3 separate regions of the Homo sapiens genome follow, and all the other regions are linked to region 1. The links are chromatin loops, found by intact Hi-C in ENCODE. Cell type or tissue: PC-3. All regions are shown on one strand. Region 1 overlaps L3MBTL4 (L3MBTL histone methyl-lysine binding protein 4). Region 2 overlaps L3MBTL4 (L3MBTL histone methyl-lysine binding protein 4). Region 3 overlaps L3MBTL4 (L3MBTL histone methyl-lysine binding protein 4).

Region 1 (8,000 bases):
TATGTGTTCTTCTTTAACAGATTTATGTTTTAGCTTTGTAAAGTTTTGTTAAGTCAGTTTTCATTTGTTGGTTTCTTTTTTACACTTCCAGGGATTTTTGTTGACATTTCTCATTTGCATTTGGCTTTTTACCTGTTCGCCTTGGGGCTTTATGTCTTCATATTAGTTTTGTTTTTATTTTTATTTTTTGCATAAATAACATTATATTCGTACTATTTTATAATTGCAGAGTTTTCTCACTTAGTGCCCCTTGGTTTCTCCTTCCACCCAGGTTAATTACTCCCACCGAGCAAATGGTAACTGATGCTAATCCCTTAATATTAGTCACCTTGAGCTAACTAGTATATCGAACCGCTCCAAAATGTTAGTGCTTTTAGCACATTTAAGATTTTGTTTCTTGCTCCTGTCACAGTATAATCATGGCTGATAGGGGCTAGTTCTGTTCCATGCAATTATTCTGGGATTATCCTCCAATTTCTTGGTAATCTTTCCATTTCAGCCGGAGAATAGAAAGAAGCTGATGGTTGTACATGGGAGGGCCAAACTTGGAGGTAGCTTATTACATCATTTCTACTCACATGGGTTGGCCTGAATTCAGTCACAGGACTACATGTAGCTACATAGGAGTCTAGGAAATGCAGTTCAGCCTTCTTACCAAGAGGAAAAGCCATCATCTTATACTGTACGTATTTTGTGGATTCTCATGATTGCATATCCATGTGCACATACATGCTCATATCCATGTGTTCATAAGCCCATGTTTTTTTTGTCATTGTTTGTGCTGTAAAAATTGGATTATATTAGGTACTTACTTTACATCATTTTTAACTTTGCTCAACTATGTCTCATGGCAAATTCCTTCCAACTCATCTGTATAGTTCAAATTCTTTCTTTATAATAACTGCATAATATTTCATAATGTGTTATATCAAAATTAACTCAGCATTTTTGTGTTAAACATTCATTTAAAAATGCCTTTATTGATACCTGTTGGCATTTAGAAGGGAACACAGCTAAAAGTATGTGTTTATTTCCGCATTTTTAAACTGGAAATTGAGCATTCAAACCTGTTGGCTGAATGAACATTTATTATTAGGGAATAAAGCTATAATAATTGGTATTTTGGGAGGTAATGAAATGTACTTTGTAGAAATAACACAGTTGGTTTTTTTAGATTCTCTAGAATCACCAATTGGCTGGACCTACTTAGTAGATATTCTAGATGTTTCATGAACACATAGAAATATTTAGCTTTGCAAATTAATATTTTGATACCCAATGACCACTTTACCTCATAATTTCCTTGCAAAGCTTATATTATATTATATTATATTATATTATATTATAATAGAAAAATTTACAGTCCAAAGAAATCCTTCCTTTAGTTGCAACCTTAGCCATTAACTTTTTTTTAGCCAAACAAAAGATTACTGTATTTTAAATGGAACTGTGCTAGTTTCTATAGATAGATTCTGTTGGCATAAGGAAGGTAAGAGTTCAGAGGATAATATAAATTATTAATTAATGAATTGAACGATATGAATTGAGTGCCTACCAAATGTGAGGCACAGCTAGGAGCTGAGGATGTAATAAAGAACAATAAAGATATAACGTGAGGATTGCTAGGTCTGTAATAGAGTGTCACTCAGTGGAATATGATACGGTTAGAGAAACTAAGAGAAAAACAACCCTAGCTTTTTATTTTAAAATCTTAAGTATTGAGAGACAGAGAGAAATAGAACTCATTACTCTGTCTCAAATGCCTGCCAAAACATTGGGTTAGATTAGATCCCGCATGAGCCATGGTATTGAAGACAGTTCTGCTGGGCGCTCAGCCAGTGCAACACAGATAGGTTGTTTTCTGGTGATCTCGCCAGACACAAAAGAGAGTTTATTTCTTTACATAGTGTATTCTGGATATAGTACAGCTCAGCCATACTTTGAGCAAAACAATCAATTATAAAATGAGCTCTTTGACAAGCTCCTGAGGTGCTGATATTTCATACTGTAGATCAAAGAATTCTCCCTATGCTTTAGAAACTAATTAATGATCAAGTAAAAAATCTGACGTACTGCTGTAAATGTTAGAGAGTCTAACTTATGTTCTTTTGCCAGAAAGATATTTTAACTTTAATTGTTATGAGCTGAATATGAATGTAAGACTTCTAATATCTAAGGCACCGTAAATGTGAGGTCATTTTCAACATGTGTTTTGAAACAATAAAGGGTGAACCTGAATTAGGCTTGGCCACGATTGAAGCATCTGATTTTCTTCAAATCTTGTATTTCTGAGTCATGTACTGAACAGCATGCCACTATTTCATACAAGACAATTAGTGACCACTTGGTCCTATGATTGTTTCCATGAAGGGCCCTTCTGTATGTGCAGAACCTACTAGCAGAATGACAGCTTTCAGGTAGTGTAACTTTCCTCAATCTCTATCATTGGAGGCCCGGATATTTGGATGACTCACTGCCCTGCCTTGTGAGAGACACTTGAAACAAATGAATAAGTGGCCTCTGAGGGGCTTTCTTATATAATTCAGGTTCTTAAAATGATAGTGAAAGCTAGCCAGGGCCGCACTGGTACTAGTCACATAATCCTAATTATTCTATTGATGCTTTCTCTGAGACTTCAGGCCCAGCAGCCTAGAGCACTCAGTAAACCTCAAAGTAGCTCTTTAGAAGTTTTGATTTCTACAAATTGCAAGTCAGGAGACACAGGCTCTAGCTTTGACTTCGTTGTTAGTTGCCTTGCCTTGTATGAGTCACTTAAAATGCCAGGTCTCACTTTCCTCATCAGTAGAATTGAGTTTGATGAAGTGTCCATCCAGCATGTGTGTTCATGCTGAACATTCTGTCTATTGTGATAGACCCTTGGCAGATCCAATAGACAGATAGATTTGTCTATTGTGATAGACCCTTGGCAGATCCCTTTTATTGCTGCTTATTAAATAGGACTATTGGCCATTACTTAAAACCTGCTTGTCATACAGCAATGATTTTGTTTCCTGAATTGGCCACCAGTATAATTGTGGTTGTTCTGCTTCTCTAGTTCCTAAGGGACAGGTCACCCAGACTAGTCAGGAACTTAAGGACTTGTGCTATTGATTCATGAGCTCAATTCTTTAGAAAGAATGTTCCAGTGGAAAAAATAGGTTGCTGCTTAGGCTGTTGTTCCTAGAGGAAAAATAATCGAGGGTGCCTTTAAAAAAAAATCTGAAACCAGTATTACACCTTCTTACATGGCCTTCTAATATGGAAAAAAAAACTGAGGAGTATTACATTTGCATTGTATAGATGCCACAGATCAGACGGCTTTTTCTTGGCATCATCCAGTTTACAGTGCTGTTGGAACATTAGCCAGTATTGACACACCAGCACCATTTTGTTCAAATGGTACCTCTGATGCCACCAGTACCAGCAGGCAAAAAACTTTGTATCAGAGTTTCATTCAGAATTTTGGGGCTAGACTGGTATCATTTTGGCTTGTATCTCTATCATTCTTGGCCACCAAAATGTAAAATGTAAATGTTTCAGGAAATATATTTTATTCATTCAACAAATATTTACCAAATACTTACTGAATACCAGCTGTATGTTGTGAGGAAATAACAGTGAAGTGAACATATTCCTATCATAAGGCAGCCTATGTTCTAATGGAGCAAGAGAAATGAAATATTCACAACACACACTGTGTTAGGTGTCAATAAGTGCTGTGGAGAAGAATAAGGCAAGTAATGGGGTTAGGAAGGGCACATACATTTGGGAGGGGGGCTCCCTATTATATAGAGAGTCAGGGTGGGACTGAGCGAGAAGGTGACAGTTGAGTGGCATTTGAGATAAGGTGACAAGTCTGGAGGATATCTACAGATAACTCTCCAGGTAAAGGAACAACAAGTACAAGAACTTGAAGAGGGAGGATGTCTGCAGTGTTCTAGTTACAGCAGGAGTGTAGTGAACAGGAGATGAGGTCAGAGCGGTAGTGGGGCCAAGTTCTGTAGGGCCCTGTAGGTCATGGTAAGCACTTGCTTTTCCCCTGTGTAATCGAGGAAGCCATTGGAATGACATGGTAGAGAAGGTTTTAACTTATATTTACCATTGTTTAACCCTTACATGTTTCCTTTTTTGCTTCCATATTTGCATCCTCCAGAAGGGCTTTTTCTTGACCCTGAATGCGTTCCACTCCAGGTTCTGGAAGTAATCTCCCTAGATCTCAGTTTCTTCTTTTTATTTTTATTTTTTAAATTGTGTTTTAAAATAGAGGTGAGGTCTCGTTATGTTCCTAGGCTGGTCTTGAACTCAGCGGCTCAAGTGATCCTCCCACTCCAGCTTCCTGAGTAGCTGGGACTACAGGTGTGTGCCGCCATGTCCAGCTGATCCCAGCTTTTTCACACAGGGCCTCCTCCTTTGTCCCTCTCGAGGCCACCACTTCCCTGCAGCCTGTAAAGGAGACGGCTTATTTTGCCACATCCCAAGTAGTTCTCCTCGTCTTCTAAAACAGTTCTCAGCTGTTTGGAAAATCCCCTTCTTCCTGAGCGTTCAGGCTGTTCTGCTTCACTCCATCTCACCCCTAATTTTGCCACCATCCAGATGATTTTTAATTATTCTTCATCATTAACTGAAGATATTTGTCACCCAGATCTACCGTTTTACCGGAAGAATTGCTGGCACCATGAGGAAATCCAGGGCTGAGTGGCCGACGCCCTAGCTCAGTACTTCCTTGATCCTAATTTCTGTGACACTTTTTCCACGCTTTGGTTCAGCCACCCATGCCCACAGCCACAGCTTGGACCTAAAGAATGAGGTCCAAGCTGTGGCTGTGGGCATGGGTGGCTGAACCAAAGCATGCAAGTTTTTAACTCAAAATGGCATGGAATGAGGTGGGACATGAATAAATAATTTAAACAATATAGCCCAGTCTCCAGTCCAGCAGTTTACAGTCCCGCCCTCTCGCTGTCGCAGTTCTATGCCTTGGCCTCCAGAGGGAGCTCAGCATCTCAGTCCTGAGGCCTGAAAGGGGCTGCCTTGGATCATGGATGCGCTGGGTTTTCAGTCTCAGCAGGACGAAGTGATAAGTATGAGGTTGATGGAGCCACGCGTCATTGTTCAGATACCATTTCTTCCACTTTCTAACTGTATAGCACTTGGCAGGCTGCTCAAGGCTCAAGTTCTCACCTAAAAAATGTAGATAAAAGTGTACCTCACAGGGATAGATGAGGAATAACTGACTTCATGTAAGTGAGTACAGTGCTTACCTATAAATGGAAGCCAGTTAGAGGTGGGTTTTCATTGAGAGGGGTGAAGAGGTTAAAGGCTGTTCTTGTTCCATGGGGCGGTCTCCTGTATTTCATTCTTGTCTCAAGTAGGAATTTAAATCGTTGGAAAGCTTCTTCCACGGTATTGCTGCACTGCTGTGTGCATGGACCTGGCCCCTCCCACTCCCCCTGCAGCCCTACTTCTTGCTTCCCAAGGTCTACCAGGACTCAGGGCTGGGGTCGGAAGGAAGAAAGTTGGAGTACGTGGCTTTTGCAACTCTCCCTGGGCCATATGACATTCTTCTCTCTTTGGGTTCATTGAACAGGGAATATACAGGTACAATATTTTCCCTTTTTTGCATGTACATAGCTCATTTCTGAGAGTGGCATAGACGCAATTGCTGCTTAAGAGCCATTTAAAACGGTCACAGCCTTTAATTTTCACCTGTTTTTCACAAAAAGGGGAAGAAGGATAGTGACTCTCACAGTAGCATGCCAAGTCTCTTTACCAGGCTGGGACAGGACCAGGTACTGTCTCTCTTACTTACCTCACATCCAGTCCTTAGTCCCCTACACTCAGGTTTCCTTTCGCTCTATCCAACCATATGTACTGGTCAGGTGCCTGGGTGAAGAAGCCCAGCATGGAAGGGGCCAGGTGTGGGCATGGTTCAAAATCTACACAGAAATGTGGAGATCCAAAATGTGATAAATGGATTTGGATGATTTTAAAAAGTATCAGCTATAAAAGTAAATGCAGAGTTGGGTGTGGTATCATGTGCCTGTAGTCCCAGCTACTCAGAAGGCGGAGGTGAGAGAACAACATGAGCCCAGGAGTTTGAGGCTGCAGTCCTCTATGACTGTGTCAGAAGAGCCACCGCATTCCAGCCCGGGCAGCCTAGAGAAACCTCATCTCTTGAAAAAGAAAAAGTAAATGCAACTGCAGAAATACTTATTGAAACATAAAATATATAGTATAACTCATAAAGGAAAGGATAGAAAGCAAAGGAAACCTCAAGAGAGCTTAAAAAAAATTCAGCTTAAAACATGTTTACAGAAATTAGATTAAAAAACTAGTGGTGAAAACAAATGTAAATTAATTTAAAAGTCCATTTAGAAAGTGATTAAAATAGATATGTCTGGAACAAAATAATATAAAAGTAAAAACGATGGGTAAAATATTATCAGCAAACACAAACAGAAAATAATAGGGTGGCAATATAATTTTTAGTAAAAATAATTTGAGACAAAATACATAAATGTATCCAAAAGGGAAAGGGAAATTTTCTCTATATCAAGAATAAATAGAAAGCACAACTCATGCCAAACATTTTATGTACAGAATGATGTAACATCAAAATATGAAGCAAAGTACTCCATGATCTAGCAGTGTTACTCCTGGATGCATTCCAACATAAATGTATACTTCTTATCACTAAAAAGAATATACCAGAATGTTCATAGCAGCATTTTTAATAATAGCTCCCAAATGGAAACCACCCAAATGACCACAATCAGTAGAATAGATAGATAAATTGTGAAATACTCACATAATGGAATATTATACAACAATGAAAATGAATGTTCTGAAGGCAATAATCCACCTGACCCTCACATTCGGAATGCAGAGCAAAAGATGTTCACCACAAAGGAGCACATGCTGTGTGATTGCATTTACGTAAAGGGAAAAACAGAAGAAAACAAATCTCTGTGGTTGGAAGCGAGGGTAGGGATTTCTCTTTGAGGAGGGTGGTATGGTGCCTAGAAGGGACGATGATGGGGAGGGGATCCTGGAGCTCTGGAAATGTCCTGGTTTAGATCTGTGTCTGGTTATGCTGGTATGCTAGTTTTTTGAAAAATGTTCAGTCTATCCACTTGATTTGTGTACTTTCCTTTAAATATATTTTTATTAAAAAGCATAAAAATGAAGGAAAAATGATCAGAAATATGGGGGAATTGTAAAAAAATACTTATTTTAGAGAATTGAGCATATTGCTTCAGACTTTCTGCTTAAAGGACAGATTTTTGCATAATATAGCTAGATTGTATTACTGAAAATGCTAACATACTTTAAAATACATATATACTCTGTTTTTTAAAAATTGTTGACTCTATTTTATACTAAAAAGAAATCCTCAAACCTCAAAAGCAGGAATTCTATATGTCACATGACATTCTGAAACTATTATGTAGTAAACTAGATATTAGTGTTACTATTTTAAACAAATATGAAAATTACTTGGAGTATCTCAAATAAATATTTAAGGATTAAATCAAGACAACACAGATTACAATTATAATTGGTTTCTAGAAAATAAAAAGTGAGAAGAATACATATTTTTAAAAAATGTGTCCAGCTGTCTAAACCTGAATTTAGTGGCAACAATGGCAGGTTCATTGTCTATTTCATTTTAAATGAAAATAAGTTATGTTTATAATTCAATTTGACAAAACAAATATAAAATAAACTGAAGAGATGTAGGAGGGAGGAAGTAATAAGAGTAAAAGCAGTAAACAATATAATTAGAAAAGAAAAAAGAAGAAAAAATAGAGCTGATGAATAAATCTAAATACTTATTGCGTGGAAAGATAAATAAAACTATACTATATAGATCTCTAGCAAATTTAATTAGGAATGAAAGAACACAAACATAAAGAGAAACAAGAAGGAAATTTGAAATAGAGTTCTTTATATCATGTTCAATATATAGTTTTAACTGCAATTTTAGGAAATTGTAATTACAA
Region 2 (8,000 bases), 160 kb after region 1:
TTTTTTCTTATCAAATTCCAGAAATACATGAAAATGAGAAAGCCAGTTTTCTTGCTGGAATACAAGACTTTGGTTTAAGGTTTATGGATTATGATTTATGGATTTTTAAGAATTATAAACATTATTGACAAAATATTTTGAAATTGTAAATGTGAAGAAAAGTTATACTGCAAGAATAAGAAAGTCTGAGTAAAAATAAACCTGCTTTAATACGTAGATACTTATTTTTAGGTACAAGGCTTGAGGGAGTGACAACTCTGAACACCACATTCCACAGCAACAAGTCTGGTGCATGTGGGCAGCCACGCCAGAGGCTTCCTTGGAGTATTCCAGAAATAACCCTCTCGAACTGGAGTCTGTCTCTGACACATCCTCTTCTCCATACTGACACTGTCTCTGGTTATAATAGAATGCAGCTTCACCTTTCCACATCACTCCAGACTAGATGCGTAATCAGTCCCTCTGACACTGCTGCTGGAATAGTAATCTGACACCTGCCGTCAGCTGAGGGTCCTTGGCTATTGACTGTGCAGAGCTGTGGGAGAGTGGACAGCCCAGAGACAACCGGAGAAGCAGATCTTATTACTGGAATAATTGCACCTTTGTGTTCCAACACTGCACAGTATTTTTCTCAGGAGCCAAAACTGGCTTCTAAGATTCTTGGATTCCAGGCTCACCATTCCAGGCAAGGTGATAGGGAATTGTAATAACTTCACCTTATTCCCGGTATCAGATTAACATGCATGTTGGCTTTGAAAGATGTGGCATTTCCATCCTTAGAGTCTATGAACATGTACGGATTATTTATGGGTGTAGAGGATGCCCCCCAAAGTAAAGCAGTTCTCTCCTTTATTCATCATTCCTCCCACAGCACTGCCAGGCTTTGTCTTCTTTGTCTCTAATTGCAGTGCTAAAGGGAAATGTCCCCAGGCCAGAGCAAAGAACCTTTACCTTCAAATATACCTTGGATCAAAGAGAGAAAGCCCCTGCATCCCTCCATCAGATTGATAGTGTGAGACACTTTTTCTCTTGATTATGGGTACCGTGGACTTGAAAAAAAACAACAAAAACAAACAAAAACTTCCCTGATTCATAGTCTCCTTGGGGAGACAGGCCTGTTTTGTACGAAAAAGTTTTCTAAACCTGAGATTTATACTCCATAAAGACACAGACAATGAGGAACAATTCAAGGCTTGTTCTAAAGGATGCAGCAAAAGTGTTAGGTAGAAGGTTCAGGGTACTGGAGCAATGTAGAGAATGAGGCCGTGGAATTCCTTTTCTTAAAAACCTTCAGACAAAGATTGCCCTGGGATTCTCTACCCAGACAGCACTGCTATTTTGACATTTCATTAAATTTCTAAGAGATAAAACTTATAAATAGTAATGCCAAGCACCTTATGTCTAAGGAGAAGAATCAGGATTTGATGTCTTGATTCCCACACGTATCATTGGACAATCTGTTTCAGTTCAACTGAAATTCATTACTGAGAACTAGAAAATGAGAGTTGTTGCTGGTTCCAGCATACTTGAGTTAAGTCATGTTGATTATTACAAAAGTTAAGACACAAGAAATTTTTATCTCTTTATAAATTAAAGGAATAGCTATTATGAGCAATTTTAGATAAGGAAGGGGCATAAAATATTTCAATACCATATGAAAATAGGCTTAGGAACTATACCTGATATATGTTAAGTATTTGGTTGAGTCACTCTGAGTACACTGCTTGTCTTGTTGCTATGGTTACTGCTGCCTTGTGGGGGTACACCGTGTATCATTTTTGTCATGGACTTTATTTATTAGCACAGACAACTCTTTCTTCTATTATTTACGTGGTTCTCCCTCGTTCATTATTTTTTAATGTTTTTCATTGTTGATTTGTTTTCTTTTTTTGAATACTTTTTAGTTGATGCATTTTTTTCTTCACATTTTGACTGCCAAGTTTTCAGTGATTTTGAGGTTCAGAAAAAGTCAGATTATAAAATAATCACAAAAAAATTAATAAAGTAAACAAGAAGTATTTAAAGAAAGTAGAAACTAAACAGAGAGAGAAGTTTCCTGAGTTTTTTAGATATAGGTATTTTGATGACATTTTTCTCTTTTATTTGCCTTTAGAAAGAGATAATTAAAAAATAAAAACCAATTTTCCCCAGTGGTGATAGATTGTTATACACTCTTGCCTAGTTTTTATTCTGTTATTATGAAAAACATACTTTTGGCCAGGCGCAATGGCCCATGCCTGTAATCCTAGCACTTTGGGAGCCCAAGGCAGGCAGATCACGATCACCTTAGGTCAGGAGTTTGAGACCAGCCTGGCCAACGTGGCAAAAACCCATCTCTACTAAAAATACAAAAATTAGCTGGGCGTGGTGGCATGCCTGTAATCCCAGATACTCGAGAGGCTGAGGCAGGAGAATCGCTTGAGCCTGGGAGGCAGAGGTTGCAGTGAACCAATATTGTGCCACTGCACTCCAGCCTGGATGAGAGAGCGAGATTCCATCTTAAAAAAAAAAAGAAAAAGAAAGAAAGAAAGAAAAGAAAAATTAGCAGTGGCATCAAATAACTGTTTTCTTAATATGTTCACTATGATAGTAATACTGATAATAACAATATGTTCATCTAGCAGTTTTCATTTATAAATTACTTTCATGTCTGTCCCATTTTTCCTCTGAAAGATTGTGGTTTCTGTTTTACTGTTGAGGCACTTGATCTGCAGAGCAGGTGATTTACCCAACGTCACACAGCTCAATAATGACAGAGTTGCAGCTTAGAGTGACCTCTGCAAATCCAGAGCTTTTCCCCCATGGCCTACCATTTCATCAGGACACCCACGGAGTTAACTGACTGTGTGGTTTCACGGAAAGTGCCATTAGAAGTGGGGTTGGAGACCTGACTTTAAGCCCAGCCACAAACTCGCTTTGTGGCTGAGCCCTGGGGGTGGGCCTGAGTCTCCTTGCCTGTCGCATAGAGAGCCTTTCTCTACCTCTCAAAGCAGCTGAGTGCATAAGAAAGGGCATTAAAAATAAGGCACACTATATATAAAGGTCTGACCAGCACTCAGACATTTCTCCATAAATTCATTGGAAGTAGGCTAATAACACTTCAGAGGGAGCCTCCTGCCCAGTGCCTCCTGCCTAGCAGGGGCCCATGTGGTGTGTGTGCTCAGGATGCAGTGACTTTTGCTTCCTGTCTGACTACTGCTGAGTTCTTGCTCAAACACAAAAGCAAACTTCTGCTGAAACTTTGAGAATTTTGCTTTGTGCTGAATAGATTGGCGCTGAAGTCCGAAGGCAAAAGCCATTTCAGTGTCTCTGACATGCTTGTTTGTTTAATGACAGTCTCTTTTTTCTTAAGAAGAATGCCTTTCTGCTTGGCCAGAAATTTCTTCTTGGAAATGACAGAATCGCTGTCTCACTGTTAATGAATTTTACAGCCCAGATTCCTTTTAGTTTAATGAAATATGGACATATCAACCCAAATCCATGCTTTAAAACAAAGTAGAGGAAACTACCACTCCCCCCGAAACACTGAGGCGTTTTCCGCCTGGCTGACCAGTGCAACTCTGAGGTCATCGCCTTATAGCCACTTGCATAGTGATTAGATTATGGTTCACAGTTGATATTAGTATGCTTTAAAAATAAACACAAAGTCCCTTATACAGAGAAGAGGCTGAGGACAAAAGCTTAGTCATCTGTGATTCACATACATATCATGAAGTATAATAGTGGAAGGATCCTTCCCTGGGGGTCTGAGAATCTGGGTTCCAACTCAGTCACTGTTTCTCTGGCACTGGGCACCCCTCCCCCGGACCACTGTGAGATGATGCTTTGTGCTTGGCTAAATTGCAGAGGTTTTTAATTGTTTCCTTATTATATTTTGTATCAAAAGATGGTTTTTAAAATCACTTCTGTTAACATGAGGGTTGGAGAATAACAAGTTTTCAAAGTTGTAACTCTTGTTTGAGCATTGTTTTCTATTTAGCCTTAATATAAAAAACCTTTGCTGACCAAGCTGTCTAGATTGCCCCAGCAAAAAAATCAATCAGTCAATCAATCAATCAATCTGTGCCTTTAACATACTATCGAAGAAAACTTACTTTCAAATATATCTGGTCAGGTGAATGGTTCTTCCTCTTAACGGTTGGGGCATAGAACCCTACACCTCTATCCCAGCCTTGACAACTTTTAAGCCTAGTGATTTGAAAGATAATGAGGTCTGAGCAAAGTGAACATGGTCATAATATCAGATGTCATTAACAATATAAATTAATCAGAGAATGAATGTCCAAAATGTCAGAAATTTTCTTTGGGGGGCTTCATTGTGCCAAAGGTTAAAATATCTTTAAACATCATGAACATCTAGGAAATTCATAAGAGAAGTTGGGATGACTAAAATGGTTTCTCTTTCATATGTAACTCAGGATGATATAACTAGTCACTGAAAATAGGCATGAGATGAAATTTGACTTGCTTCTCCAAATGGACAGCGCTAAGGTATCTAGTCATACTGTCTCACAGATTCCTGAGGTTAAAGGTGCAATTCCTCTGAACGAGGCTTAAAACCAGGTGTTTTCAACTGTATTTTAGTGTCTTCCAGTGGATTCATGTGGAATAACCTGTAAGTGAAGCAGAGGGAAGCTGAGCTTCAGGGAAAGGGAAAAAGAGCCCGAAGCCCAGTTGTGTGGTGCCACCTCCCTGGCCATGCAGGGGCCTTGCGGCATTTCCACAGAACCATGTCTGTGGTCCCAGCATCATTCATGGGTTCATCCAGGACATATTCTTTACATACCCAGCATTATTCTAGGCACAGGCCATACCACAGTAAATAAGAGCAGCGCTGGTCTGAGCTGTTGTGGAGCTCTGTGGCGAAGCGTTAATCTGTTTGAGGTTACAGCTGAGATAAGTGCCAGGCAAGGGCAGCACAGGGCTGGGAGATCAGGGCCTGTCTCTGGGAAAGTGACATGGCCCAGATCCAAAGGATGAGGGGAATGAAGTGTCAGGGAAGGGGCGGGGGCGAGGGCAGAGGGCCTCGGAGGAAAAGAAGGATGTTTGCTAAGTGGTTCCATTCACTGGCAGTAAGAGTACTGAGTGTGGTAAACCCCTGGAGGGAGTATCTGATTTGATATTCTCACAGAGAGAGGAAACTAAGGTACAGGAATTGACTTTCATACCCCTGACTCCACACCTCAGGGATGGAGCCAGGGACTGAATCCAGGTCTTACTACAGAGCCTGTACTGGACTGCCATCCTGCACTGCCTCCTAATGCGAGCCGGTGGGCACTCTGGGGGACTTAAGTGACAGCAATGTATGAGACAATCTGTTTGCCAAGAAAAAAAAATTGTGACGATGCAGGCTGAGTCAGGTGTCTCAGTCCATCAGTTTCGCATACTAAGATCTACAGTGCTGTAAAGATGGAGTTTAGAGAGTCTTTAGTGGGGAAGATGTTATCACTAAGAATGGACAAACACACAAAAGCATTGAGAGCCTCTATCTCCCAGGTAGGAAAGAAGCAGAGGGACTTGAAGAGCAACATCAGAAGAGAGGTGTTGTGTTTGCTAGCACCTGGCAAAAACAGGCAAAAAATGTCTTTTATACATTCTGAAGTATAGAACTTAACCTAAGCATGTCAATTAGACTTTGCAAAAGCATTTGCACGCCATGATTTTTTTCAGTCACTTTTCACATATTTAGGTCATCTGCCTTTATTGAACATATCATTTATGTGCCCACTAGACTGTGAACTTCCCATCAACTTAAAATAACAACAGAGGGAGACAAGCTCTCCAAAGAAAGAGTTTACTGGGGAATAGCAAGAAATTGTCATTAGGATACGCATGCTGCAGTGGACCATAGGCGCAACCAGAGAAGCAAAGGAAGGCAAGGTTTTTAAAGGGGAAAGGAGGGCAGTTGCATTCGTTGTTTTGAAGCAACTATCCTTGGCTACAAGTATTAATAACAAGGGTGAGTCAGTCTATTAGTGAACAGGCCATTAATGAGCAGGCATCCTCACAGAAGTAATCTTTGTGCAAGGTTGCGATGGCCTTTGTGAAGGTTGTGGTGTTGGCAGCCTTTTGTGATAGTACCAGTTATCAGACAAATGTGCATGAGGGCCTTCCCTTCATGGCCTCCTGTATCCATTTCGTTAGGATTGGACATAAGTGACTCCATTTTGGTACCAGCAACTTTCACATTCTTATAAGCAGGAAATCTTCACTTATTTTCGCATCCTCTTAGTCTAACCCAGTTCCAGTCCTGCAGTGGAAACTCAGTACTGAGTGAATTTTGTAGCATTTCTGAAAATAAGTCCCTTGCCTCTTTCTCTATGTTTATTGCCATCACAAATTAGTATTTTAGCTATGCAAGCAGATGCTTTACTAACACACCTAACTAGATTAGAAATTATTTTACTGTCTTAGCATAGTGTATTGTGAAGAGCCAACACTAGCTGGAAATGCATGACACTCCTTCTACCATTTAAAAATAGAAAGACACAATGAACAAGGACTGGTTGATAATCAACGTTTGTTTATTGGACTTGTTCTTCCGAATGATAAATTTGTTCTGGGAAATACAAATTAACGGGACGTCCTGCTGGAATCCTCTGAATTGTGAATGTTTCTGCCTTGCCAACAAGTGTGCACTGTAGTTTAGGGATTTACAGCACTCCATTTGTATAGCACGATTTCGTCCACTGCAGTACATTTTCCATTTTGTTGGCCTGTTCTTTCCCTGAGAACTAGCAGTGTTGGAATTCTTTATGTCCATTAGCCTACTAACGCACTGAGTCTTGAAACAGAAAATTCTCCACTATTGGCAAAGTAAGAAAAAGTGAGCCATTTGCAAAACGTAAATTCAGATTCTCTTTCTTTCCTCAGAAGATTAGATGGAAAAATACATAAGAATTGTGTAACTTGCCCTTTCAGCTGCAAAGGGCAAACAAGGATATTTGACCTTTATTTTCATTTGCTTAAATGTTTGAAGACTGATATTTGTTATTCCACAAGAGGCGTAGAAGTGCAGTAAGCCCCACTGTTCACTGTAGCCAGCAACTGGCAGGGAGTAAGTACTGATTCATAGTTATTACAATCCAATATATTTCTTTATTAAAAGTTAGCTATATATAAACTGCCATATTCTGAAAATGTGTAATTAATTTGATACTGAAAAATGCTGAACATATTTGTATTGCTTTGTGATTCAGAAAGCACTCTGTAGACTTAACTTCAGAGCCATTGTTTTAACATCACTTTAAATTGTATTTATCCATGCGACCATGCCAGTTAATAGGAATTTCCAGTTGGTAGCATGCTATCAGTAGCTATGTATATTCATAATTTAAAAATCAAAACATCAAAGAGAAAATGCTTATGAAGTCGACTTAAAGGAAATTTTTAGTCATTACTAAATATTTCTCTAAGTTCTTACAAAGCCTTTGGAGCTGCCTCCAGTTGCTTTTCAAAAAACCCATTTCTAAAGTAGAAATGTTCTCACTGAACAATTGGTATTAGGGAAACTGCAAGGGAAACACCTCAGAGCTCAATAGCCAAAGACGCACCATCAATGTTGAATGAGACAGAGTCTCTACTGATGGGAAATTCTACAAGACTCCTCTGGTGTTTTCTGTGATATCTGTTCCAGCCCCACAGTGGCCACTTTCAGTTCTCCCCCACTATTAACACTCATCCTGCCAAGCCAAGAATTCTTAAGGTAGTGTAGTGAACGCCATGCTGAAAAATAGGCTCTTACGGTGCCGGGGTCCGTGAACACAGCTCACCACTCCGAGGAGGAAACCTTCCCTTAGCACAGGCACCACCTCCTCAGACAGTCCCACAAATACAGGAAGGTGGTGGCTCCACCCAGGGCCACAGTCATTGTCTCCACCACAGTCACAGAACACGCCCAATCCACTGCCGACATTTTGAAGAAAGGGCCGCAATCATCCACTGAATCTGTCCTACCAAGGAAAGCAAATCAAGCTTGCTGCCCTATTCGTTTCTTCCTT
Region 3 (8,000 bases), 210 kb after region 1:
TGACCTTGAACTAGAAGAGAAGTCTTCTCATTGCCAGCCACAAGCCTCCACAGACCACTTCCCAGGCTGCCTGCCCTCAGAGTGGCTATGAGAAAACGGAGTGACTTTCTTCTCTCTACCAGGAAAGACCTGGTACCAAGAGAAGGAGAAAATAGTTGAGAAAGCATATCACAAGAATAGAACAAATATCAGATCAATCCCTTTTATCACTCACTCATTCAGCAAATATTTCTGGTTGCCTAATATGTGCCAGATTTGAGGATCATCATAGACAAAACTGGAAGCTATGTCTGCCTCATATGTACAGTAGGAAAGCCAGACTAATCAAAAACATGGCAAATCATGCAAAATTCGAATTGCAAGACCCCTGAAAGGCAGGCATATGCAGTACTTCAAGAGCAGATGGCAGGGACGTTGGACCAGTCACAGAGGGCCGAGGACGCGCTAAGGAACTTAGGCGTTCACTGGGCAAGGGTGGGGCTAGGGCTGCCAAGGGTATGAGCAGAGTGAGAAGATGGGGAGAGACGGTGAGCAGGAATCTATGAGTGTCTTGGAAGTGGAAGGATGAGAAGAAGAGCACAGCTCCTCATCATCATAGAAAAGTGAAGGAAGTATTTAACTGAAAGTTTTTTACACATTGCGTTCTGAGTCAGCCAAAGACTGTGTTCCAGCCAATTGTAGCTGACAAGTGAGGGGAAGAGCAAGACAATGCAGGAAGCTGGAAGGAGAGAGAGCTGGCACGGAGAAGGAGCGGGTGAGTCTTCCCTTCACTATGATGTTCTAACTTTAAAAAGCTGCCTCCCATTGCCAGCGGGGCTGGGGTTCACCTGCCAGTGCCTGCCTCTAGGTCCTCATTGCAAGTCAGTCCACACTGAGACATTCCTTCTGGCATCAGAATTGGACCTACAGGGACCCTGCAGTGAGTGACTGGAAGGTTTGATTATTTGTTTCCCCTTAAAAGAGTGAGCCTGTGTTTGAGGGAACCACTTGGTCACACTGCTCCATCAGGCGAGGAAAACAAAGCCAAGACCTGAGGAACTGTGCTGCGATGGGGACCTCTGGCTGCCCCTTGGAGAAGAAAAATGGGAGAAGCAGAAAGGAGAAGAGAGGAGAGGTGCCAGAAGCAAATTAGAGATGGAACGAGAGACAAGCTTGCACAGAGAGTAAAGGCACAGCATGTTTATAAAAGTGCACAGACCCACAAGAAACTGCACGTGTTCCCATGGATTCTTACAGAGTTTTTGTTCGTTTATTTGTTTGTTTCTTAGAGACAGGGTCTTGCTCTGTGGTGTAGGCTGGAGTGCAATGGCGCAGTCATAGCTCACTGCAGCCCCAAACTCCTGGGCTCAATCGGCTAATTTTTTTTTTTTTTAATTTTGTAGAGACAAGGTCTCACTATGTTGCCCAGGCTGGTCTTGAACTCCCAGCCTCAGGTAGTCCTCCAACCTTGTCCTCCCAAAGTGCTGGGATTATAGGCATGAGCCACTGCGCCCAGACTCTTACAGAGAACTTAATACAGAAAATGCCAGGGCATGCCATCACCACTAATCAAAAGAGAAACATGGTTAATCCTGTTGATTTCTGACAAAACTGACATTAAAATCTGATGTTTGTGTATGCTTTTAAAATTATCTACACCAGAGATTTGAAACCTGCAGTTCTTCTTTATCTCCTTTTTGTCGATTTGCTTGTTTCCTAAGAGATTTTTCTCCTCGTTGATATTTATTTCATCAGTTGGCAAACATAACTATACATCCCTCAGTGCATTTGCTGTGGCCCTCCCTGACAGCTCTTAGGATAACCTTTCCTCCATTCTTCATCTTGATTGTTTTGTGATCTTCACTCCGTGTTTTCTGCTTTTCCTCTAATCTGTGTCCAGTTTCTAGATGTTAGCTGTGCCAGGCTTTACAGCACAGGTACCTGAGCTGACTCCTGAAATGTCTCTCCTCCCATCTTCGTAGTCCAGCAGCCCGCAGGTTTAAGGAGTTATTTCAGATTTTATTTTTAAGGAAAACTTGAATTTAATGTGCTTCAAGCCAAAGAACAAAAGAAAAGGTTTCTGTCCAGAAGCAAAGTTTACTACTAATGGGAATCGGAAAAGCAGCCCAGGCCATTGTTTCAATAAACAGTGATGACTTTTCCTTTACTTAAAAATATCCCTTTAACAATTCAACTTCAGCCAAAACTCCTGTCACTTTTTACTATATATTTGTGTTATTACAAGAAACCAGGAACATAGGGGAAACAGGCCTCTGTCCTCCATGTCTAATGGGTCTGTTGTATGCCTAAAAGCCACCGTGTTTCCTTTGAGCTGGTCTGATTAATTGCTAGTGACTACTTGCTTGTTGAGGATGGAGAAGGAGTGGAGAGGCACCGAAGGGTATGATATGTCGCTGCCTTCACAAGGGTAAATAAATGCTGGCAACACCTTGGGGTGGGGAGTAGTTCATTTTGAGTAGACTGAGAGAGAAGTAAAAAGCCTTAGTTTCCAGGAAATATTAGAATGGGTAAATAAAAATTCAGATGGGGCTCAGTCAGAATACTACTCGATTAATACCACAGACTGAGCTTGTCACCTGTCCCCTCCCCTAATTTTCCCTTGAATTCCATAGAGCTGTCTATGTCAGGTATCTGTGTACAGAAACTTTGGCCTCACCAGCAAATACTATAATTATTTTGAGGTCATGGGAGGATCTACCTTTATCTCTTGATCCTTTTTTTTTATTGTTTATCTTTCTGAATATGCTATCATGGCTGACAGACTAAATGAGAACTTGTCACATGTCACTTTAGCTTGTCTTCTTGTGTATTTTCAGCCAGCATTAAAAACACATAGAGTGGTAATTAAGTCTTCTTTAGAAATCATTTCTTACTGGTGATGTGCTTTTGGTCCCTTGATGAGACACCATAAGTTGATAAATTATTCTGTTGACAGCAGTAACAACAACAGAGTCTGCATAATTATAAACCCTTCCCATGCCGGCACTTAGCAAAGTCATTATCCAGGTTGACTTCCCCACTTTGGAATAAGGAGACCAACATTAGCAGATTATCAGAAATATTCTTGCATTCTGTATTTTGGAAGGTGTCACTGAATCATTTGACAAGTGAAGGGTGATTCTAAAGTCATGGGCATATTAAAGAAATGTTCTTCTTGATGTTTAGCCTTGCCTCATACTGATATTTTATTAAATTTGCTGTCGTAGTGAGGGCTGGTTAGGTATAAACCCACAGGGAAGATCCTATGTTTTATTTTGTGAGGAAAGACTTTCTATTTATTTTACTTCCATTTTGCTTTTTTTAAAAAAATAAATAAATAAATTAGACTTCTTCAAGGAAAAAGATGTTATATTATGTAAATAAAAGGAGACAGATGGGTTAAAGCGGGTTGCGGGGAGGATATTTCCATTTTAGCTCAGCTTTGGAAATCTAGGCCAACACTGATAAAAATTGAAGAAACACAGATTGAAACCAGATCTGTCATACAGGAGAAATGTGCAGTATTAATACCGCACATGCAAGTGGCGCTGACTACAGCGATCATTTATGCAGGTGGTGGGGAGGCTCCTTTCCAGTTGTACTTGTTGAGGCTTCATTTTTTTTAATAAGTTGAGTCATCACTGATTAAAAGGAATCACAAACCATTTTTCATGTGAAATTTGGAGGACATTTTGAAGGCACAGCACAGTTCCTCTCTGAGCTGCCTGATCCTTCACATTCATCCTGGGTTTCTTATTAGATTAGCAACATTTTAAACTCTAAACTCCAACTTGGTGAGATTTTCATTAGCATTTCTTATTTCATGTTCTGGCTTTTATATTTTAATGCCTGTCTTATCAAGAAAGAGAGAATAGAGGCTTCTTAATCAGAAATGTATTACTTTCAGTTTACCACCTTAAAAAAAAAACACTTCGCACCTTGTTGAACATCCAGTCAAAACTAGAATTTAAAAGCATCATGGAAAACACGACAAGGATACAGAAGGGAAACATCGATTTTAAAGAGCCAAAAAAGACTGGTGATGGAGGGTTAAAGTATGTTTCTTAAAGTCTAGATAAGATGACTAAGGAACTAATGAAATATGATTCTTAAGTGCATAGCTGACTCATAAGAGATAATGGGCAGCTTTGTTTGTAGTCTCATTTAAGGCTAAATAGAATAGAACCAAATTAGATTGATTTAAATATCAAAGATGGAAGTTGTGCTAAGAATTCTCACACACATTTACAGGAAGCCGTTTGTGTCCTTACCTGCAACCACAGATTCAACCAACTGCTGACTGAAAACATTCAAAACAAGTAAATAAATAAAAGTAACATACAACAATAAAAATAACACAAGTAAAAAACTATACAGTACAATATTTGCATTATGTTAGGTATTATTAGTAATCTAGAGATGATTACAGGTATACGGGAGGGTGTGCATAGGTTGTGTGCAGATACACACCATTTTATATAAGGGACTCAAGCATCCTGTCAATGGTATCCAAAGGGGTCCTGGAACCAATTTCCCCATGAATACCAAGGGGCAGTGGTACTAAAACTGGCCTTTAGGACCTTGACTTCTCCGTGGACTTTGGAAGCATAAGCATTGTAATGTGTCGAGTTAGAGAGCCTTGAGTTCCTGGTGGAAACAGGGAAATTCAAGGCTCCTGGGCAGCCTGGACCCAGACCCTCAGGTCTTCACCCAGTCTGTCCTCTGCTGCCTGAGGACCAGAGACTGGCCTCATCCTGACTGGTCATTGCTCCTCCAAGGCACATGGTGCTACTAACACCTACCTGTACTGTCAGCCTGAGGCCCCAACTCCTGGACTCACTCTCTGGCCCTTACGTTTAGGTTGCCATAGACCTCTTGTCCTGCCTGCCCATCTGCCTTTCTGTAACTAAGAATCTTTGCCTGCCAGATGCTCACCTTTCTTGCCACCCCTAGCCAAGGTCATTCTGTCTGAGGTCTGAACCCGCCTTATAGCTCACCCCTCCCGAGGTCTGTGTGGTTCCTCACCACACCTCTGAGCCACTTGTGCCGAACAAGAATCACTGGTATTTATAGCTGGACAATAAGTAATTCCCATCCCACTGAGAGTGTTAAACCCTGAAATGGGTTCCTAAAGGAGGTCTATTGAAGTAGGAGAGGCTCTCCATTTGTCTGAAATGGTTTATGTCAATCCGTCAGACAACACACAGACTGTTGCCTCATTCCTAGACTTAGCAAACATCAGGTTGTATAAAGGCATTGGCAAAAGAAAAGAGCCACATTGTAATAAACAGTATGCAGTTTAGGAATTTATACAAAATCCAAACCCGTGATACTCTGGACTGAATGTTTCTGTTTTCCCAAATTCATGTGTTGAAGCCCTAATCCCCAATGAGGGTAGTAGGAAGTGGGGCCTTCAGGAGGCATTTAGGTTCAGATGTGGCCATGAGGGTGAAGCCCCCAGACACGATTATGCCCTTGTAAGAAAAGGAAGAAACATAAGAGCTCTTTCTCCTTCCACACACACACCTAGGAAAGGCCACGTGAGGATGCAAGAACTTCCCTCCCATCATCACAGCCTCTCCTCACAGGGCTTCCTCAGGTGGTGTTGAAGCCACCAATCTATAGTATTTTGTTGTAGCCCAAATTAAGACACCTGGATAGAAAGTTGTAACATCTCATATTGTTGAGGAGCCCACAGACATCTCTTGTCAGATACAGATCGACCTTCCTTGAGCTGTCACGTGCCTCTAGAACAGCAAAAACCAAGCCAAGGCCGAGGTCACAGCCTTCCTGCAGAGGAAGAGTGGGGTCTGTAGTTACAGAGCGGAGTGTGGAGGAGGGCTCAGTGTGCTGGGGAGGAGGTCTCCCATTCTCACTCTGCAAGGATAGATCCCCGTGGCCACTTACCATTGGGATCAAAGAAAGGTCATATTTCCTTATGATTTCTCCAGATCAAGCAATGAGATAACAAAAGAAACCACATCTTACAGATCCTCTGGTAAAGCAAAACATAAAACACAACTATCTTAGCATTTTGTTTTGCCTTTTTAATTTGATTTTTGAATAGGTAGCCAGTTCACATGGTACAAAAGTCTCATGTATCCTTGAGTTTCTTTAGGCATAAGCAAGCAAACTTAGTAGATTTTCTTACCCTCACCGTTTTTTAACACAATAAGTAGCATGCTGTATGTACTGTGCTCCCTGGAATTTTTTTCACATAACAGTATATCCTGTGAATTTCAACCCACTCATAAAAAAGGGAGCCTCTTCTTAGTGCCTAGAGGGTAGTTTTATAGCTCCATGGTAGTGTTCCACTGGATGGATATATCATTATATTACCACTCCTCCACTGTGGACGTTTGGGTATTTCCAGTCTTCTGTTATTACAAACAATGCTATGGTGAATAACCATGTACATGTGTTATTTTGCACATGTGCTAGTAGGCCTACAGGATAAATTCCCAAAAGTGGAATGGCAGAATGAAACAGAATATACATTTGTTACTTTAATAACCAATCACCCAACATACATAATATATTGATTTACATTCTTTCCTGTAATTATTGAGAATGCTTTTTTCTGAGTACCAATAAAACATGTTATCAAACATTTGAATTTTTTTCCAACAAGGTAAATTGAAAAATTTTATCTTGGTATAAATTTAATTTGCATTTTCTTATCGTGAGTTTTTTTTTAATTACAAGTAAGTTTTTGTATTATGAGCATTTTTTTCATATGTTTAAGGGTCATTTGTGTTTGATTGGGCAATCTTTCTGTTGCCACGTTAGTTTTTTTCTTAGCAGTTTCTAAGAGCTCTTTATCTTTATGCTTTAGGACACTAGATTTTTCTCCGTGATATGAGTCGCAAATGGTTTTTTTTAAAACCCCATTTTGTTGTCTGGCTTTTGACTTTACTTTTTTGTGAGCGTTATGTTTGTTTATTTAGTTGGTTGGCTGATTTAGGCTTCAGTTGCCCTTGTTTACCATTTTTTTATTTACTCTTGGATTTAATAACATAGAGAGATCTTTTCCATGCTATGATAGAATTCTGCTATATTTTCTTCAACTTTTTTTATGGGTTGTATTGTTTACCTGAAATCTTTTAGCCATTTGGAATTTATCCTGTAATATCATGTCAGCTATGAACCCAACTTAATTTTATTTGTTTTTTGTTCAGAAAGATACCCTGATTCAACACTGTTTACATCATTTCCTTACTAACTTGAGATGCCTCCTTAGCATGTACTAAATTTCCATAAATACTTGGTCTATTTGTGAACTTCCTATTCTGCTCTGTTGGTCTGTCTATGTACTTGTGCCACATTATTTAACTATTGAAGTTTCTTAACATGCTTTAATATCTGCTAGATCAGTTGTAGGAGTGAAGAGAATTTTCCTTACTCTCCTTTCTGAAGGTTTGATAATTTGAGCCTATAAAACATCTGGCCCTCATTGGGTTATGGGGTAGTCATTTGCCTGCAATTCCTTCATGCTTATGTACGTTACTAAATTTGTATGCCAGTTTTTTTATATTAGTGAGAAAAATGATGTTTTCTTCTCCTCCCCTTCACACCAGATTTTACTCAATAATATTGCCTTAACGGATGTTTGTCTTTATACTATTAAATTTCTGTGTACTTCTGTTATTTGATTTGTTGGCTTTGTATGATATTCTTTGACTCATAGTTCTTATATATCAAGCAGTCAAGGAGCATATTCTGTCTTTGACCTCATGCCTCCCTTTTTTCTCCAGTGTTCTCCATTGTCGGAACTCATGTTCTTGAACTGTTCTGTCCCCTTTGTCTTCTTTGTGTTTTAGACTTATACATACTCAGTGTTCGGCATCAGCCTTCTTGCTGCAGGGCTTCCCCTCTAGAGATATCCTCCAGAAGCACTAATGGGAACCATATTTCTTGAGTTTGTGCATGTTTAAAACAGTCCGTAACCTGTATATTTGAAGGACAACTTAGACATAAAATTCATTCTTATGCTTTCTTTCCTTGCATATGTTATAGATGTG

The links. Hi-C counts contacts between places; a loop is a spot of excess contacts. Peaks named below come from ENCODE experiments on the same cell type or tissue, not always from the same donor. Only the 100,000 strongest peaks of a DNase experiment are listed, where the experiment ranks them.
Region 2: a loop joins it to region 1, with 4 times the contacts of the local background. A loop is called at or near these places in 3 of 110 quality-filtered maps.
Region 3: it touches region 1 in a loop (2.5-fold over the local background); 2 of 110 quality-filtered maps call a loop at or near these places.

Annotation. Positions count from the first base shown.
Region 1 is chr18:6,216,297-6,224,296 of GRCh38, reverse strand. The region is part of intron 10 of L3MBTL4 (L3MBTL histone methyl-lysine binding protein 4); the gene reads left to right. Among named protein-coding and RNA genes, the nearest start is that of L3MBTL4-AS1, 36 kb to the left of the region's middle. RefSeq lists an enhancer at 5,035-5,084. In PC-3, a CTCF peak has its summit at 4,981 (motif pointing right); a DNase peak (open chromatin) is centred at 4,986.
Region 2 is chr18:6,051,550-6,059,549 of GRCh38, reverse strand. All of the region lies in intron 16 of L3MBTL4 (L3MBTL histone methyl-lysine binding protein 4), which reads left to right. Among named protein-coding and RNA genes, the nearest start is that of TMEM200C, 160 kb to the right of the region's middle. RefSeq lists an enhancer at 3,446-3,740. In PC-3, no CTCF peak of the experiment used is centred here; DNase peaks (open chromatin) are centred at 3,249 and 3,679; H3K4me3 peaks cover 1,077 bases; H3K27ac peaks cover 3,129 bases.
Region 3 is chr18:6,006,040-6,014,039 of GRCh38, reverse strand. All of the region lies in intron 16 of L3MBTL4 (L3MBTL histone methyl-lysine binding protein 4), which reads left to right. Among named protein-coding and RNA genes, the nearest start is that of TMEM200C, 110 kb to the right of the region's middle. In PC-3, no CTCF peak of the experiment used is centred here; DNase peaks (open chromatin) are centred at 3,559 and 4,049; H3K4me3 peaks cover 598 bases; H3K27ac peaks cover 1,632 bases.